6 separate regions of the Homo sapiens genome follow, and all the other regions are linked to region 1. A link is a contact called in ENCODE Hi-C or POLR2A ChIA-PET data. All regions are on one chromosome and are shown on one strand. Each heading gives the region's core, a stretch centred on a gene start or an enhancer-like site at or near the end of the contact. The rest is flanking DNA. Distances are from core to core; before and after follow the strand shown.

Region 1 (2,700 bases), core at 23-2,522:
TAGAGGCGGCCACCGCCGCACTGGGAGGGAGACTGTTAGAATAAATCCTGGGGGAGTCCACACTGAAGGCCCCACCGCCAATATGATTATTGGTTTTCAGAAGGGAGCCTGTTGACGAATCCAAGGTTGAGTCCATGTCAGTAAGTGGCGGGGGCAGGAGAGGGGTCAGTTTCTTAGCGTTAACACGGTATCTAGGAACGGGGCTGGAGTCCACTTGATCACACCCTCCTCCCTGCTCCGCGGCCGCCGCCTCTTCGAGGTTTCGGCTCCTGTCTAGACTCCCGGCAGCCGCCGCCCTGTCATTCATCGCGAGTCCTCCCCCTCCCTGAACTGAAGTCTCCAGCCTGCCGCCGGCCGATTTAGCAGTCAGCGGGGGGAGAGGCTTACTATGGGTTCGTCTGGGCCGATGCCGGGAAAGGGAGTCGTCCTTTAATACCTGTCTGCTGGAGGCCACGTCGTCGTCGTCCTCTTCCTCTGAGTCCGAATAGTTTTCCCGGCAGCTGTAGGGGACAAGCCGGCTGCCATTCACGGTCCGGCTCGCCCAGAGCGGCTCCTCGGTCTCCGGGTCCCTCTCCTCACCGTCCTCTCCCTCCCCTTCCTCGTCCTCCACTGCTCCATCTTTCCCCGGCGGGGTCTGCAGCTCGGGGCCCGCCGGCCTCCTGGCCCCCCACCACGAGTGGGGCTTCCTTCGCTCTGCAGAGTTGCTGTTAGTCACCTCGCTGGCGGCCAGGGGCGCCGGCGGCGCTTTGAGCCCGCGGTACTGGAGCGAAGCCCGGTCTTTCCTCCCGCCGCCGCCGGCCTGGTCCCGGGGACTGGCCTCCACGTCCGACTCGTCCGAGCTGAAGCCCAGCAGCACTTTGCTGCCAGCCGCGGGGGCGGCGGAGGCGCCCCCGGGCCCTCCCAGGAGGCTCTCTGGGCCAGAGGCCGAGATTCGGCACAGGCCCCCAGGAGTCCGTAAGTAGGAGAGGTCGCCCGAGACCGGCCGGACCCCCATCCCCGCGGCCGCCGCCGCCGCTGGTCCCGCGGCTGCGACCGTGGCGGCTGCCGTGTTATTGTTATTACTGTTCCGCGTCTTGTTGCCGCGGCCCCCTGACCGGTGCTGTTGCTGCTCTTCCTCTCGAAGCTTCTTCAGCTTCTTGAGGTAGACCGGGCGGGTGCTCTCCGTCACTGGTCCGGGAGACAGGCCGTAACGGCGGAGCTGAGAGAAAAGCTCCTCATCCGAGAGCTGCTGAGGCGCCGAAGCTGCTGCCGCCGCCATTTTCTCTCCAGGGTGTTTTACAAGCTCCGCGCTACCGGAAGTGACGCGCCGCCCTAGACCCTGAACTAGACCGCGCTGCGTCGCCCTCCCAGCGCCGCGGGCATCTCGGCCAATGGGAGGCGCGGGAGGAGCTCACCTGAGCGGGAAAGAGCCACCTGAGCAGCGCGCGGCTCCCACGGCGGAGACTGTTTCTACTCTCTCACCTTGAGGTGTCGGCGCATTCTCCCCCTGCTCTCTATCTCATCTCCAGCTGTTCTCCGCCCTGCCCTTCCAAGTGCCGTTCCCGGGAGCTGTCTCTTACTAAACCACACCTTGACCTCACCTTCCTAGGTTCCTGCCACCGGGCAGTAATAACTGAAATCTACCTTGAAGTTTATGGCGTAAGTTTTCTTTACATCTGGATTCCCAATGCCGAGGGAGCCTAGACCTACTGAAAGAAATTCTGCTGGCCAGACTAGATTGGCAGCTTTCCCGTCTGACTTCAGGTTGTCTATTTTCAGTTCGTCTTTAGCTTGACCTACCAAAAAAAAAAAATTTTTAAGTGACTTTCTCTCGCTGCTCTTTTTGAGAAGCCTCACCTCTCTCATTCTGAGAAGATACGGAGTACACCAATCACAATACAATTTTCTTCTAGCGTAATGGCTGTTCATTCATTAGTTAATTGTAAGATATTATCTTTTTTTCCTTTTTTGAAACCTAATGACTTTACTACGTCAGCACTTGAAAGTGAAAGAGCTTGTCTGCTTCATTCTAAGACTCTCAGAGACATAACACATGATCCTATTTATTTCCTTCTTAGCACCTTTCCAACCAATAGTTATTTATCAGTTATTAATAAATATTTGTTTACTTTCAAAATTATTTATTGTCCTATCCTTTTGGACTATAATAAGCTCCATGTGTGGAGGAACCTTGCTTCTGTTACTCACAATACTAGTAGAAGCTCAATAAATATTTGTTGAATGAATTAAAGAATTGCAAAGAGAGGATAGTATGAGATGAATATTTTGAAATAAGACTAGTGCCAGGTGAGGTGGAGAAACCTTCACACAAAGTCAAAAAAACAAGGACAAGACCTGGAACCCCAACTCTGCCATTTACAGAATAGGAAATGAATCCCAGAGAGGTGAAATGTGCCCCATGTGGTGAAGATCTTGTCCCATTTTCCCATTTCCCCAAACCTTGGCAGACAGACAATTCTTTAGTACTTCAATCCTAGTAGCTACAAAATACTACAATAATTTTTTGTTGTTGAATGAGTTATTTTACCTATTACATTACCCTATACACCTGTACAGAAAAACGTTAGTCAAAAGCATAAATACGGCCGGGCGCGGTGGCTCACGCCTGTAATCCTAGCACTTTGGGAGGCGGGGCGGGGGGCGGGGGTCAGGGGACGGATCACGAGGTCAGGAGTTTGAGACCAGCCTGGCCAACATGGT
Region 2 (2,700 bases), core at 128-2,627, 950 kb after region 1:
AACAGGTGCACAATACCTATTCATTAAAATTAGATTAGTGGGATTTCCTTTAAAAGGTAGTGATGATGGCAGAACAGCTCTAGTTTGAGAAAAAACGAAAATAGGCAATTCTCTCATTTGTTCAACAAACATGGCTGCGCCGTCCAATATGAAAAGATTATAACTGTAAGTGAACCCTACTGTACCCTAGGGATCTCACCACTTGGGGAAAGAGATATGTAAATATATGCGATTAAATAGTGTGACTAAGAAGCATAAAATAAGTATGCACAAAGAAGAAAGGAAAAAACTATTGAGTAGTGGGTAGTGTTTCAAAGTAGTGGACATACAAGTATGAGCCGGGTTCATGGGGTTTCTTAAATGCCAAAGGAACTTGTAATTATTCTAAATGACAACGTGCACAATTTACATTAATGTATTCTTCATTCTGGCCAGGGGTGGTGGCTCACACCTGTAATCCCAAAACTTTGGGAGGCTGAGGTGGGAAGATTGCTTGAGCCAGGAGTTTGAGACCAGCCTGGCTAACATGGTGAAACCCTGTTTCTATTAAAAATACGAAAATTAGCCAGGTGTGGTGGCGCTGGCCTGTAATCCCAGCTACTAGGGAGGTTGAGGCAGGAAAATCGTTTGAACTCGGGAGGTGGAGGCTGCAGTGGGCCGAGATCTCACCACTGCACTCCAGTCTGGGCGACAGAGCGAGACTCCGTCTCAAAAAAAAAGAAAAAAAAAAGATAACTTTTTAAGGAAGGTTAATGCAGTTTGGGCCAGGGGCTCTACTTATTAGTTGCAGGGCTAACACAGACCCGGGAGAACTAGAACGGGATACAGGTGAGAGTTAACCGGTGGTGTGTGATGTGATGAAAACTAGGCAATGGGAAGGAGATCAACCTTTACCCGTCAGTCTTCTAATCTCAGCAAATCACTTCCATGAGTTGGTGTAGAAGGTGTCAGGGCTGACTAGGGTCCCTGCTGTGAGTGTGGGCACAACTCCAGGCACTTCCCCATCTCCCAGCCGGCCCAGCGAGGTGCCTGGAGAGCCCAGGCCAGATGTTCTGGCCAGGGCTGACGTCACGTTTGCATGACGTCACCAGCGCTGACGAACCACACAGAGAGGGGCCTGTCAGCTCACCTCAGAGCGCAGGCAACTTCTTAGAGCGGGGAACTGGCCGCCTCCTATTCTACCTTGACGGTCCGAATAGTCAGAGCTACAGGAGCCGAAGCGCCGAAGGAGCTCAGCAACCGCTACCTCCCTCTTTCCTTGGCCCTTATCCGCGTCTTCTCTAAGGCCCAGGAGCGGTCCCGGCAGCGGCGCGCTCACGAGTCCGCCGGTGGAGGCGGTCACGCGCACGCACGCTTGTGCGCAAGCCCGTTCCCTCAGAACCCGGAAGTGCGAGGCCGAGGAGAGCCACGTGGGTCGAGCTGGGGCGCAGCTCGCATGGGGGAGTCTATCCCGCTGGCCGCCCCGGTCCCGGTGGAACAGGCGGTGCTGGAGACGTTCTTCTCTCACCTGGGTATCTTCTCTTACGACAAGGCTAAGGACAATGTGGAGAAGGAACGAGAGGCCAACAAGAGCGCGGGGGGCAGCTGGCTGTCGCTGCTGGCGGCCTTGGCGCACCTGGCCGCGGCCGAGAAGGTCTATCACAGCCTCACCTACCTGGGGCAGAAACTAGGTACCTCCGCCCCGCCCCCCGAGCCCCTTGAGGAGGAAGTAAAGGGGGTATATTCCCCAGTCGGCAGTGGCTTGGGTTTCCCGTCTCTGTGTCACTTCTAGTCGCAGGCTCGACTCGGCATTCCCAGATCTCCTCCCACCGTTCCTTTCCTTCCCTGGGCTTCCACAAGCCCCGCCCACCGGCCTGCGCTGCTGATAGATTGGCGAACTGGGTAGATGCTCTTTGCAGGGCTGTGACCCAAACCGAAGGGTTTGCCCTTTTGCCTCGTGCATGGATTGATGCCATAAATGAGAAGTTAACCAAACTATGTCTTCATTGTTTTAATTAGTGACGCTGCAGCCAGAAGAGCAAAACTTTGCAAAACAACCTAGTTCTATTACTGAACACTGTTGTGTGGCCTCTTAAGGTTAAGGCCCGAGAGTCACATTTAGAGTCCTACCCCGTCTTCATAGTCCCCCAATACATATTTAATGACTAAAGTAATAAATGAATATTGGGCAGGAAAGGCAAGAAATATGCCTAACACTAGCAAGAAGAGACTTAAGGGGAAAATGGTAAACACTCTTAGCACTTCATGTACATCTTGCCTCTGAAATAAGATTCAAGAGCTGATTCAACTGATTTTTACTAGTAGAAGCAATAAGTATAAGTAGATGAGAAGGAAATAATAGATGTAAAAGGCATGGAATATGCATACAAAATAATATTACTGCTTAATTATGACAAATAAATATATTTGAATCCTAGGGGTTTCAGAGTCAGTACTTTGACCTGTTTTAGACTCTTCAATTTTCAGAAGCGTGAGGTCTGATGTGAATGAAGGACACGTATATAAAATACAGAGAATAGAAATGTAAAATTGGTGTAGATTTCATTTTGATCCACCCCCCCCCGTTCCCTAACCAGCCCCCTACTTTCCTTATATTGCCTGAAGGTGACCATGTACATCTTATTGAGCTTTCAGTAAACACTCAAGAGACAGGGCTTCCTGAGTTCGTAATTGCTGTAGCAAGTATGTTGATTTATACAT
Region 3 (2,700 bases), core at 121-2,620, 860 kb before region 1:
TCAGCAGCCACCTCATAATGTGAATGCTCAAGAACAGAATGAGGAACAATGTTCTCCCAGGTCTGGTCTGAATTTGGGAGGGCTGACTTGCCTAATTTTAGAGGTGTTGTGCCCAAGAGGAATGGAGGCCGGGTTTCCTTGCTTCTTTACCAATCTACTTATCGGTTTCCTGTTCAACTCCCTTCCTTTGCTTAGTAGGTTTCTAGGTATTCTCATTTATTAATGTTAAAAATACCTTTTCAGATGAATTACTCATTTACACATCCAAATTAAGGTTTTCATTTCCCAGTTTTATCACAGCTGGCATAATGAACCATGTCAAGTTTTTAAACTATATTGTGACAACATTTAAACTCGTTATGCTTTGCCTGTGGATGTAATTAAGACAGTGTGTTTGGTATCAGTTTATTCTTAAAAAGCAAAGTAAAAGCAGATGAGGTGTATTTATAGACTCATCAGCCAATGAATGGATGAAAGAGAAAAAGAAATTAATGGGGAAATGTCAGCCAGAATAGAGGAGGGACCCACTGAGAAGTTCATTTCCAGACCAACTATTTGGAATTTAGTCCAAAGACAGCTGTCCCTTGATTTACAGTAGGGGAAAAAAATGACATTGTAAGACTATTGGGCCTCAAGTTAAGAAGCAGGCAAAGAGTAACATACTTCAAATAAACTTCTGCAGTTGGGATGGGGGCCCAAGCACAATGCTTACAGTCAGGACCCTATCTGGAGGTGCATGCCTTCCTACAAAGAGTGGGGCTTAGAAAAATCTGGGAAAGAAGGAAAATCTGTAGGAAACATAGAAGATTTGGAACTTGGTCCTGGCCACTTGAAAGCTGTTTTGATTTGAAGCCAAAGCCCCTAGGGAGTGGGGGGATAGCGGGGGTAGAGTGAAGGGGGAAGTAAAGAAAAGTGTAGAAGATAAAATTGTAGTATAAAACCCCAACCCAGGGAATTCAGTTTCGAGAACCAACAAAGAAGAAAAATGAATTGCAAAGCTTAAGGGATACAGATTCATTTCTTTGTGCTTTCTTGAGAGCTTGGGTAGTACATTTCTTTTATTGTAAAATGAAACACAAAAGTTTTCCGACATTCTGGGGCATGCGTCTAACATTAGACACAGGTGAGGCAGAATAAATCTGCATTGTCTTGAGTACATGTAAAAAGGCAGCATGAGGGGAGGAAATATGGTTGTTTTGGCATCCTGTTTTTAACCACCCATATTTCAGAGTCTGGGCGAAATGATTTGGGCACAAGCAAAGTCCTGTGGTCTGCAACACTTCAGCTAGGGTGAAGGGGGAGCAGAGGGGAAATGGCTTCACCAGTTCTCTTCCCCAAAACATCTAAAGGAATGTTCATTATGACTTTTAGAAGAAATTCCTTTGGATTTTCATGGGGGAGCAACCAAGAAGAGTTCTTCAGAAACTCAGATTTAAAAATTCCTTTTCTAGAGAATTAAAATATATTAATAACAGGTAAGTTTAATTCAGAAAAAAATATATTCTCTGGGAATTCATAAAGCAATATTTCTTTTGTTTGATATAGGTACTTGTCTCTAGATCCTAATGTACCTGCATTTCTGAGCCATAGTTTTCCTTCTCCATATATCCCTAACCTCTTTTTCTCCTTCCTCTTCCTCAGTGAATTTGACTCATGTAGTTTGTTGATGTGTGTGATTGTGGGCTCTTGGTTTAACTCTCTCTTTAGAGACGGAGAATAAGATAATATAGGAAAGGAAAAAGAAGAAAAGAAGGGAGGGAAGGAAGGAAAAGAGGAAGGGAGGAAAGAAGGGAAGAAAGAAAGGGAGGAGGGAGGGAAGAGATGGAGAGGAAGGAAGGGAGAAGGAAAGGAGAGGGGAAGGAAGGAAGAAAAAGGATCAAGACATAACAAATCCATTCGCTTCAATCATGTAATCAAACCATTCCTATTTCTGAACACTCCCTCAGCTGTGGCACATCTGGAGATACTGAGGAAATGAGTTTACAGAGCTTTGAGCTTTGTTTCTGCTGAGTTGGCTGTTCTGTTATATAGATAATGTGTGTGTGTGTATGTGTGTGTGTGTGTGTGTGTGTGTGTGTGTGATGTACATTTAATTCACAAAACAGTTACCTGACCATCCAGATCACTTTATAGTTTAGACTCAAGCTTCTCAAACTATCTGTGGCAAAGGACCAGTTTTTAAGTGTCCAATCAGCCACAAACTGGTGTTTTAATCAAATGTAACAAAAATGTATTTCTAGAAAAATTAAATTTAAAAACACCCCAAATCGTACAAAATGCAAGCCTCTCATATTTAATATCAGATTCAAAAGACAGGCCAGGCACAGTGGCTCACGCCTGTAATCCCAGCACTTTGGGAGGCCGAGGCAGGTGGATCACCTGAGGTCAGGAGTTCAAGACCAGCCTGACCAATATGGTGAAACCCCATCTCCAGTAAAAATACAAAAATTAGCCAGGCGTGAGGGTGTCTGCCTGTAGTCCCAGCTACTCAGAAGGCTGGGACAGGAGAATCACTTGAACCTGGGAGGCCGAGGTTGCAGTGGGCAGAGATCATGCCACTGTACTCTGGCCTGGGTGACAGAGCAAGACTGCATCTCAAAAAAAAAAAAAAAAAAAAAAAAGACAAAAAAATTTCATGTCAGATGACTAGAAAAGTTTCTAAGTGCTCACTCACAGTTTTGCTCAACTCATTGCAGTGTG
Region 4 (2,700 bases), core at 63-2,562, 720 kb before region 1:
AACTTGTACCCTCAGGAAGAAAAAGAAAACCACTTTGAAGAAACAAAAATTATAACAAATGAGGTGGTTTGTTCTTTTCGCATGTATCCATTTGGCCTTGTTGAATTCTGGAGTACCCTGTCATGGCATATCTTGTCATGAAACTAAATGCCTTAGGTTTTAGCTGTGACCACACTGGGGTGAGGAGACAGTAGATGTTGCTATGAACAAAATGGGTCTTGCTGCAGCCCTTAAAGGTCCTCCTGTACTAACAGCAATTCGAGAGTTGAGCTGTAATTTCACCCTCCTTCATGCAGGACCTTGTCTCCCCTTCCACAGGAAATGGGGGCTGAGTCAGTGGGGCATGACTATAATAGGAGCCTGTGACCGGGGTGCAGTGTAGCCATCAGTATAAATCTGTCATAGACACACTCGCAGAGGAAGAGGGACTTCCATACACTGCCGTCTTTACACTTTTTGATGCAGATACAGATTTATGACACACGGGAAGCAGAGAGTCTTTGAGCCAGAGGGGCCCTGTGAATCAAGGCCATTTTGTAGGTTTCCGCCGCTTGAAAGAGCTACACATTTATAATTGTGCTTGAAGTCAGCCCCCTTCCAGCCCCAGGAGGCAGCATCATTTGGTTGAAATAAAACTGAGGACTTTTCTCAACAGCTGGCCAGCTCTAGTTTTAAGTTTTAACAACAGGATGAATGGATTGAGGACGGCTGAAGGCATCAAAAAGTGCTATGCCAGACTTTTAGGGACCGTTTTCCTGACGACCCCATTCCCATGGATCAGATTCTCTCGGAGATGACAAACTCTACTTTGAAGGGTCCCCTCGCTTTGGTCACCCAACACAGATGACTCTTTCACCAGGATACTTAAAAGCGATCCAACTGAGACCTTACAAAAATGTCTAACAAGTTTCAGGCAAAAAAAGAAAAGACAAAAAAGAGTCAGCTAGGAGTAAATGAAAAACCTGTCCAGAGTTGGTGTTAATTAATTAAAAACACAATTTCAAAGCATCCCTAATAGAAGACTTCCTCCGTGCAGCCAGTATCTGATTCAGGGAGTGACTCAAGCAATAAAATCACAGTTGGGACGACTCTCGTGGTGCTGGCAGGCCAAGTTCAATATTTTCCCTGTGAGGCATGCCTGTACTATAAAAAGAATGTGATGTTTGAAAATGAGTGTCTCTGCTCTGTGTGCTGGCATTAAAAGTCTCTCCTAGCCCTCCTGCCACATTTTGAGAGTACAGTATGAATCACAATCATGTGACGAGCACCTCCTTGCCAAATTCTTTCATGCTGCTACCACGGTATGTTCCCTCTTAGGTTTTTGCCAGCAGCCTCTGTCCTCCAGCCAAGACCATCAGAGTGAGTGTCGGCGCAGAGGCAGAGCACTCCGGTCCAGATTCACCAGCGAGAAGACAAGGCAGCGCATTATTGTACAAACTGTAATCTCTGAATTGACTAAGTGAGCAGGAAGGGACAAAAGTCAGCTGAGAGATGCAGCAAACAGGCTGCCAAGAGAGGATGAAACACACAGAAAAAGGGACTGACCTTTGGAGGGTAGCCTCCGTTGTGCTGGGCACGGGACTGGGCTCTTTAAACTCATGCTCTTATTTAATACTCCTGAGAAATGATCATTAATACTATGAGTGAGGAAACTGAGACCCACAGTTATTAGATAAGTCACTTGCTGCAGCCACGCAGCACAGGGCAGCAGAGTTGGGGCTGGAACCCAAGCTAGTGTCCTGTCTCTTCTCTCTCTATTCTACTGCTTCTGATTCTGCAGCTCAAACTTGGAGAAGCCAGGAAAACTGCTCTTCTCCCATCTTGGGCATTTTATTATTTACGCGACTCTTAACCAGCACTGTGCATCATGTCACTTTCAACAATGCATGTTGATGAAACATTTGTCAGCCAGATTAACAGCCGTAGGACCAATCTTCCACAGCCATGACCACAGAACGCACCCCCAAGCCTAACTGTCTTCCCTAAATGCTGCTCCAGTGTCACAATGGGAACTGGGAGAGTGTGTGGAGGAAAATATTATTGTAGTTCAACATCATGAATCACTACTGATGGAACCACTCAAAGTTTATCCCCTACTTACATCTGCATTTCCTTTGTGTTCATTTATTGCTGTGGTTAACTACAGATTTTGAGTCTCCTGTAAGCCTAGCACTGTCTGGCCCCTAAGAAACAGAAATGGATCATGAAATCAGAAAGCTCCCTGGAGTTATAATGCTTATTTATCCCAGTCTTCCTAAATGGTCTGGTAGGTACAAGGGTTTGGAATCAAAACAGGGTCAGAGCGGCTGAGTTTCTATACTTTACATTAAAAAGTCAACTGGTTCCAATGGATGAAAGAGGAGGTAAAGGAAGAAATGGAAGGCTCAATTCACATATACGAATATATTGAAGAAGTCGGCTGGGCGCTATGGCTCATGCCTATAATCCCAGCACTTTGGGAGGCCGAGGCAGGCAGATCACTTGAGGTCAGGAGTTCGAGATCAGCCTGGCCAACATGGTGACACAGTGAAACCCCGTCTCTACAAAAAATGCAAAAAAAGCCGGGCACGGTGATGCACACCAGGGATCCCAGCTACTCAGGAGGCTGAGGCAGGAGAATCGCTTGTACTGGGAGGCAGAGGTTGCAGTGAGCCAAGATCGCGCCCCTGCACTTCAGCCTGGGTGACAGAGTGAGACTCC
Region 5 (2,700 bases), core at 88-2,587, 900 kb before region 1:
ACTCCCAGCTACTCAGAAGGCAGAGGCAGGAGAATCACTTGAACCAGGGAGGTGGAGGTTGCAGTAAGCCGAAATAGCGCCACTACACTCCTACACTCCAGCCTGGGTGACAGAGGGAGACTCTGTCTAAAATTTAAAAAAAAAAAAAGAATCTTATAGGATTTCTGGGTTAAACTTCTTTTTTAAAAATGCCAGAAGATATGCTAGCTGTTTTTTGAATGGAATGTTGTTGCACCTTGCACCTCATTTTTTTTTTTTTTTTTTTGAAATGGAGTCTCGCTCTGTTGCCCAGGCTGGAGTGCAGTGGCGCAATCTCCGCTCACTGCAAGCTCCGCCCCCCAGGTTCATGCCATTCTCCTGCCTCAGCCTCCCGAGTAGCTGGGACTACAGGCACCCGCCACCACACCCGGCTAATTTTTTTCTGTTTTTAGTAGAGACGGGTTTCACAGTGTTCACCGGGAAGGTCTCGATCTCCTGACCTCGTGATCCGCCCACCTCAGCCTCCCAAAGTGCTGGGATTACAGGCGTGAGCCACCATGCCTGGCCGCACCTCTATTTTTAAGCAGGACAAAATATCTTTGGAACAGCCAAATAAGTGAAGAGTGTTGAACTAATTGGAAGAAGATGAAACTTAATGGACTCCCCTCTGCTCACTTTTTTCTTATCCTTGGATTTGATTTTTGAATAATTTTATTTGGAGAATGATTTGGTGATACCCTGGAAGAGATTCGAGGGATTAACTGTAATGGCCAGTTGGTCGCAAGCCACGTAAGGAACCTCACATGATTCAGAGTGTGAACCATTCCTAAAACGGAAATTAGAACTGAAATTTTCACATGTAGACCTAGCGCTAATGGGAAATCAACATAGAAAAAGTTACGTTGCAACTGAAAACATTAGGCTTGGAAGCCAGACACATCACACTTTGATATCTTACAAGTTGAGTCACTTTAGCCAAACAAGTTTCCTCATCTTTACAACTAGGTGATAATGCCGTCCTCCCAGGGATGCTAATAGGCTGAAATAAGACAAACAGCTTGCAATAGACACATCCTGATATTCTTCTGTTATCATTGAGTGTGTTTGCAGGTTGAAGAACTCAGACAAGGAATGGATTTTTATATATTGGTCCCTCTCGCATTCAAATTTGTAGTTAGTAGATCAACAAAACATAGGCTTGATGAACCAACCCTTAAAACTATAGATACTGCCTTGTAATCTGTTCCTACACATTTATTTCTTATAACAGGGCTTAGGAAAATTTCTCTTTCAGTTTTAATGTTTCTCACTTGTTAAGTGAAGGTGTTCGCATAAGAGGAACTTCTAGGTTCCCACAACTCTCTAAGAGGAAGCTTATGCTGTTTTTGTTTCACTGTTGGTCCAACACAGGTCACAACTTTGGATTATTTTCCCTCCCAGTCCTGAACCCTCTTGGAAACACCCTTATTCTATGTCACCAGCCCCCATCCCTTATCTTGATAAAAAATTTGTTCAGATTGTATCTTTGGCCTGTCTATAATCTCAAAATAGGGGAGCCTCAAACACACATTCCTAGAATTTAGAGATAGCAATTTGTGAAATCATTAAAACTAGTCACAGTTTATGGCAAAAGTTTAAAAAACAAAACAAAACTTGTTGATTTCATTCACGTCTAAAAAATATTGTATTCATTTTTGTTTTAACCTCAGTGTTAGAAGTGAAATATGCAGACTGTGAAGCTGGTAAATGTTGGGGCATATATTTAAGGCAAAATACACTGTAGTCTCCTCAAAGCGCAGGAAAGAACAAAACTCTTATGCCCTGGATGTATGCACTGCACTGTTTGTAAAGGAAAACAGCTTCTCTCTGGGCCCAAGAGAAGCAAGAAGTGGAGGGACTGGAATCCCCCACAATGCAGTGATTTCCTCTTTTTCTATTCTTAGGCCACAGCAGTCTCTAAGGATATGCTAACATGTTCTTTCCTCACCAAACTCCCTGAGGAAAGGGTCCAGAGGAATGGCTCATATCAAGGGTCCTAGAACTTGGAATGAGGAAACCTAGAACTTGGAGCCAGACCTAGCAACTAGAGGGTAAATCCAGTTTCCCCAGTAACACCCCATCCCTCCCTGGGTGCAGTCCCTCAGCGATTAATCTAAGCTTCTGATACAGGTTATAGGGGCAAAGAGATAAAGGGCTAGAATTTCCAAGACTGGGTGGAGTTGAGGCTCAGAATTCTCAGCCTATTCCCCCCAGGGCGTACCATGCAGTTAGCCTGCCAGTGTGGGGGTGGTGGGCCGCAGGGAAAGTAGTGAGGGTGAGCTATGCCACTCACAGAAAGTCAAGTTGGTAACCAGTATGGGGTTACCTATGATATCGAGAAAGGGGCCCCCACTCCCACATCTTTTGCACCAGAGTCCCCCTCCCTGGTTAGCCTAGAAATGACCTGGACTCCAGCCTTCGGCTCTCTCATCTGCCTGGCACAGCCCTGCTACAGCAGCATCCTGAGGTGGAGGGCTCATCTCAGTAGCTCCCCCTTCAATAGCTAACTGCTTTTTGCTGAACAGTAATGCACTATCTCAGTTTGTTTTCTGTTCGTATTACAGAATACCTGAGGCTGGGTAATTTACAAATAAAAGAAATTTGTTCCTTACAATTCTAGAAGCTGAGCAGTCCAAGGTTGAGAGGCTGCATGTGGTCAGCTTCTGGCAAGGGCCTCATGCG
Region 6 (2,700 bases), core at 117-2,616, 570 kb before region 1:
AAAAGCCGGCCAAATCTTCCAGGCAGAAGTAGTTCTGATCCGAGGATTAGAGCCTGTCAATTAGGGGTGTCCGAATGGGAAGGAGGAAAGGAGGCGAAGGAAATATGGCTTAAGCTCCAGGGGAGACTCATTTTCTTTAGGAGAGAGGGTCAGGCACCAGGACTAGCGCGTTCCCATTCTCCTCCGAAAGGAGTCCATCCTTATCCGGATTTCCCTTGCCATGAAAATGAGGCCCCCCTCCCGCCGGCGCGTGCTCGCTGGGCTGGTAGAAGCTCCCGGGTGGCCCGCGCGTGGCCCGGCCGCGGCGGGGGTGGCCCCGCGGTCAGCTCTGGAGTCCGCCGCCGCCGCACTAAGGACGGAGCCGGCCCCAGACGCGCCCTGGCCCGGCCTCCCCCCGCCGGGGAGCGCCCCCGGCCCACATCCAGGCTGCGTCGGGGTTTGGCAGGCCCGGCCGGAGGAGGCGCCTTTGAAGTCTCGGCTGGCCGACCGGGAGGGAGATGGATGACCGGGCAGGGGCAGGGACGCTGGGGCCCCGCCTGGTTCCCACGATCAGGCCAGCGCAAGGGGCCACCGTGCGGCGCGGGCGGGCTCCGGGGCAGAAGGGGACGAGCGTGCGCCGGCGCGACCGAGGGAGAACTGGCGGCCGCTCAACACGAAACTGGAGTGGGTGTGAGACAGGAGATGGTGGGAGTCAGAGAACAGTGTGTGTGCGACAGGGGGTGTGACAGAAGACGCAGTGTGAGTGTGAGGGGGCCGGGATGCGTGCGTGCGCCCTGCGTTAAGTGCGCGGGGGTAAAGAAGACACGGGCTGCGCGTGGGGTGGGGGTGTTGGCGGGGCGCGCGCCACAGCGACGTGGAGAGGTCTAAGCCCGGGCCGTCTGCGTGGGGTGCTGGGGTCTCTAACCCCGAGCGTGGGCGAGGGGTGGGGGCTGCTCGCCGGAACCAGCCGGGAGCACCTAACGCCCAGTCCCGCGCAGCGCCCGTCCCGGCAGCTCCGGCGGGTCTGTGGAAGGAGACTCGCGGCGGGAAGGAGATACAACTTAACTTTAGAGCGCGGCGAGAGCTATTAACTTGTCACGGGCATCCGCTCATTCTTTATTTAAAAAAAAGTCACGAGCCCAGAAACCCCCCCAAAGGAGGGAGCGCGCGGGGAGCTGCAGCCACCCCCACAGCGCTAGGGAGATTGGGGTGTGCGCCCCCGCCGCCCGGCCCCGCCCCGCCCCTGCCCTCCCCTCCCCTCCTCTCCTCTCCACTCCTCTCCCCTCCCCTCCCCTCCTCTCCTCTCCTCTCCTCTCTCCGCAGTTCCCCGCACCGCCTGGCCACGCCCCGCCGCCCGGCCACGCCCCCCCAGACTGCATGGCGTCGGCCCGTGAGCCAATGGGAAGCTCCCGGGCTCCGGCCGCCGCGGCAGGTCGCGGCAGGAAGCGGTGGGCTAGCGGTGGCCCCCAGCAAGATCGATCACCTTTCCCCCTCCGCAGCTGGGCCAGAGACCCCGAGGGGAACCGGGCCATGTTCTTCTCGCCCTGCCCTGGGCTTGGAGAAGGCTAAGGCCGGTGGTCCCGGACACCCAGGAGGTTTGCTTCTTAGCCTCTTCTCCAGACTTGCAGACACGGATAATAACTCGCCCGGTTTGAGGCCCAGAGAGAGGCTCATTAACTAGAGATTATACAATAAAGGCTCTCCTGGAGAGGAAGGTCGCCTTCCCCCTTCACCCCAAATTATTTCCGATGGGGTCATTGCATACATCTACAGGCCACATCTGTTCAAAAGGACCTATTAAAATATTTGTTGACCTAGAAGTGAGAGAAGGGAGAGGACTGGGAATGTTGGGGCTCCGGGCGCGGGCGGTGGGGCAGCCGGATGTGGTGAGCGCTGGCGCTTAAAATGCGCCCAGTGGGAGGATATGAAGGGGATGTTAAAAGTCACGCAGGTCGCCTCCTCCCCCATATTGTGTTTGAATGTTCTCCATGTTCAAGGTGGAACCTCAGGCTGCAAGGTGTTTGCTACTCTTAAACTGAGTGGTGAAGAGCCAAGATTTGAAATGGAGGAGATATTTCACAGAACGATTTTGAACTGCAGAAAGAAAAAGGTGGAGCCAGTGGTGGAAGTACAGAAAACAGATGATAAAGGATAGTTGCAAAAATGTCATCAGCATTCTTCAAACCCAACAGGCATTTCTAGAGACCTCTGCTCTCTCTTCTCTGAGTCAAAACTCAAATCTGGGCCCTTAGAGAGCTGCAAGTAAAGGTGCTTGGTTTGTGCTATGGTGAAGCCCCACAGGCTGCAAGGTTTGCTGCCTTGTTGGTGGAGGGCAGGCCCCCTCTTTTAGGTCTTTTTTTCTTTTAATTTCAAATTTGAGCTGGAAGACGGTTTATATATCCTCTTTCTTCTCACTCACCTACATCTACGTTCTGAAAATGGGAACATCGGCTACACAACAGAAGCTGCCTTGCTCCTCTTGATGAGGCGCAGTGTTTACTTGTCACTATTTTATTTTATTGGCAACTTAAAACCTCTGCCCTTGAAGGCAGTTGCTCATCCTGGAGTTTCTTTCAGAACATCTTTTTCTTTCTTTCTTTTTTTTTTTTTTTGAGACGCAGTCTCGCTGTGTCACCCAGGCCGGAGTGCAGTGGTGCGATCTCGGCTCACTGCAAGCTCCGCCTCCCAGGTTCACGCCATTCTCCTGCCTCAGCCTTCCAA

What was found. A loop is a pair of places that touch in the nucleus more often than their neighbours do. ChIA-PET counts read pairs that join two places held with the same protein, here RNA polymerase II (POLR2A). Pooled maps may share reads with other maps.
Region 2: a loop to region 1 is called in a map of B cell, with 11 times the contacts of the local background. The contact joins the promoter of KICS2 here to the promoter of LEMD3 in region 1. A Hi-C loop is called at or near these places in 6 of 168 maps with a recorded cell type or tissue (B cell, CD4-positive, alpha-beta T cell, CD4-positive, alpha-beta memory T cell and 2 more), 1 of 37 single-sample maps with no recorded cell type and 12 of 50 pooled maps. POLR2A ChIA-PET finds 5 or more read pairs at or near these places in 1 of 52 experiments (CD4-positive, alpha-beta T cell).
Region 3: a loop to region 1 is called in a map of ascending aorta, with 2.7 times the contacts of the local background. The contact joins the promoter of LINC02425 here to the promoter of LEMD3 in region 1. A Hi-C loop is called at or near these places in 1 of 168 maps with a recorded cell type or tissue (ascending aorta), 1 of 37 single-sample maps with no recorded cell type and 5 of 50 pooled maps. POLR2A ChIA-PET finds 5 or more read pairs at or near these places in 1 of 52 experiments (Caco-2).
Region 4: a pooled map shows a loop between it and region 1 (2.4-fold over the local background). The contact joins the enhancer-like site here to the promoter of LEMD3 in region 1. A Hi-C loop is called at or near these places in 2 of 50 pooled maps. POLR2A ChIA-PET finds 5 or more read pairs at or near these places in 2 of 52 experiments (AG04450 and endothelial cell of umbilical vein).
Region 5: a loop to region 1 is called in a pooled map, with 2.9 times the contacts of the local background. The contact joins the enhancer-like site here to the promoter of LEMD3 in region 1. A Hi-C loop is called at or near these places in 4 of 37 single-sample maps with no recorded cell type and 3 of 50 pooled maps. POLR2A ChIA-PET finds 5 or more read pairs at or near these places in 2 of 52 experiments (Caco-2 and T-cell).
Region 6: a map of naive thymus-derived CD4-positive, alpha-beta T cell shows a loop between it and region 1 (12-fold over the local background). The contact joins the enhancer-like site here to the promoter of LEMD3 in region 1. A Hi-C loop is called at or near these places in 1 of 168 maps with a recorded cell type or tissue (naive thymus-derived CD4-positive, alpha-beta T cell), 4 of 37 single-sample maps with no recorded cell type and 9 of 50 pooled maps. POLR2A ChIA-PET finds 5 or more read pairs at or near these places in 1 of 52 experiments (WTC11).

What each region holds. Positions count from the first base shown.
Region 1 is chr12:65,168,155-65,170,854 of GRCh38, reverse strand. It overlaps LEMD3 (LEM domain containing 3), which reads right to left and starts at 1,272. Exons shown (of 13, transcript NM_014319.5): 1 at 1-1,272. The coding sequence starts at 1,258. LOC124902953 (a long non-coding RNA gene) reads left to right here and starts at 1,439. Exons shown (of 2, transcript XR_007063349.1): 1 at 1,439-1,638. RefSeq lists enhancers at 115-194, 1,105-1,254, 937-1,509, 1,695-1,754 and silencers at 188-391, 775-984.
Region 2 is chr12:64,220,973-64,223,672 of GRCh38, reverse strand. KICS2 (KICSTOR subunit 2) reads left to right here and starts at 1,377. Exons shown (of 3, transcript NM_152440.5): 1 at 1,377-1,670. The coding sequence starts at 1,436. LOC124902952 (a long non-coding RNA gene) reads right to left here and starts at 1,324. Exons shown (of 2, transcript XR_007063347.1): 1 at 1,130-1,324. RefSeq lists enhancers at 924-983, 1,064-1,253, 1,404-1,493, 975-1,569, 1,604-1,663 and 1 more.
Region 3 is chr12:66,029,736-66,032,435 of GRCh38, reverse strand. It overlaps LINC02425 (long intergenic non-protein coding RNA 2425), which reads left to right and starts at 1,370. Exons shown (of 3, transcript NR_146530.1): 1 at 1,370-1,475.
Region 4 is chr12:65,890,748-65,893,447 of GRCh38, reverse strand. The region is part of intron 3 of HMGA2 (high mobility group AT-hook 2); the gene reads right to left. Among named protein-coding and RNA genes, the nearest start is that of HMGA2-AS1, 9.8 kb to the right of the region's middle. RefSeq lists enhancers at 1,125-1,419, 1,060-1,972. Within about 2 kb of position 1,312, at least 20 of the 41 ENCODE cell types and tissues checked have a DNase peak (open chromatin) inside an H3K27ac peak, as active enhancers do; they include endothelial cell of umbilical vein, where a contact is called at or near this core.
Region 5 is chr12:66,070,933-66,073,632 of GRCh38, reverse strand. No RefSeq gene overlaps it. Among named protein-coding and RNA genes, the nearest start is that of LINC02425, 41 kb to the right of the region's middle. Within about 2 kb of position 1,337, at least 2 of the 41 ENCODE cell types and tissues checked have a DNase peak (open chromatin) inside an H3K27ac peak, as active enhancers do.
Region 6 is chr12:65,740,162-65,742,861 of GRCh38, reverse strand. No RefSeq gene overlaps it. Among named protein-coding and RNA genes, the nearest start is that of HMGA2, 83 kb to the left of the region's middle. RefSeq lists enhancers at 349-849, 850-1,350 and a silencer at 1,300-1,349. Within about 2 kb of position 1,366, at least 6 of the 41 ENCODE cell types and tissues checked have a DNase peak (open chromatin) inside an H3K27ac peak, as active enhancers do.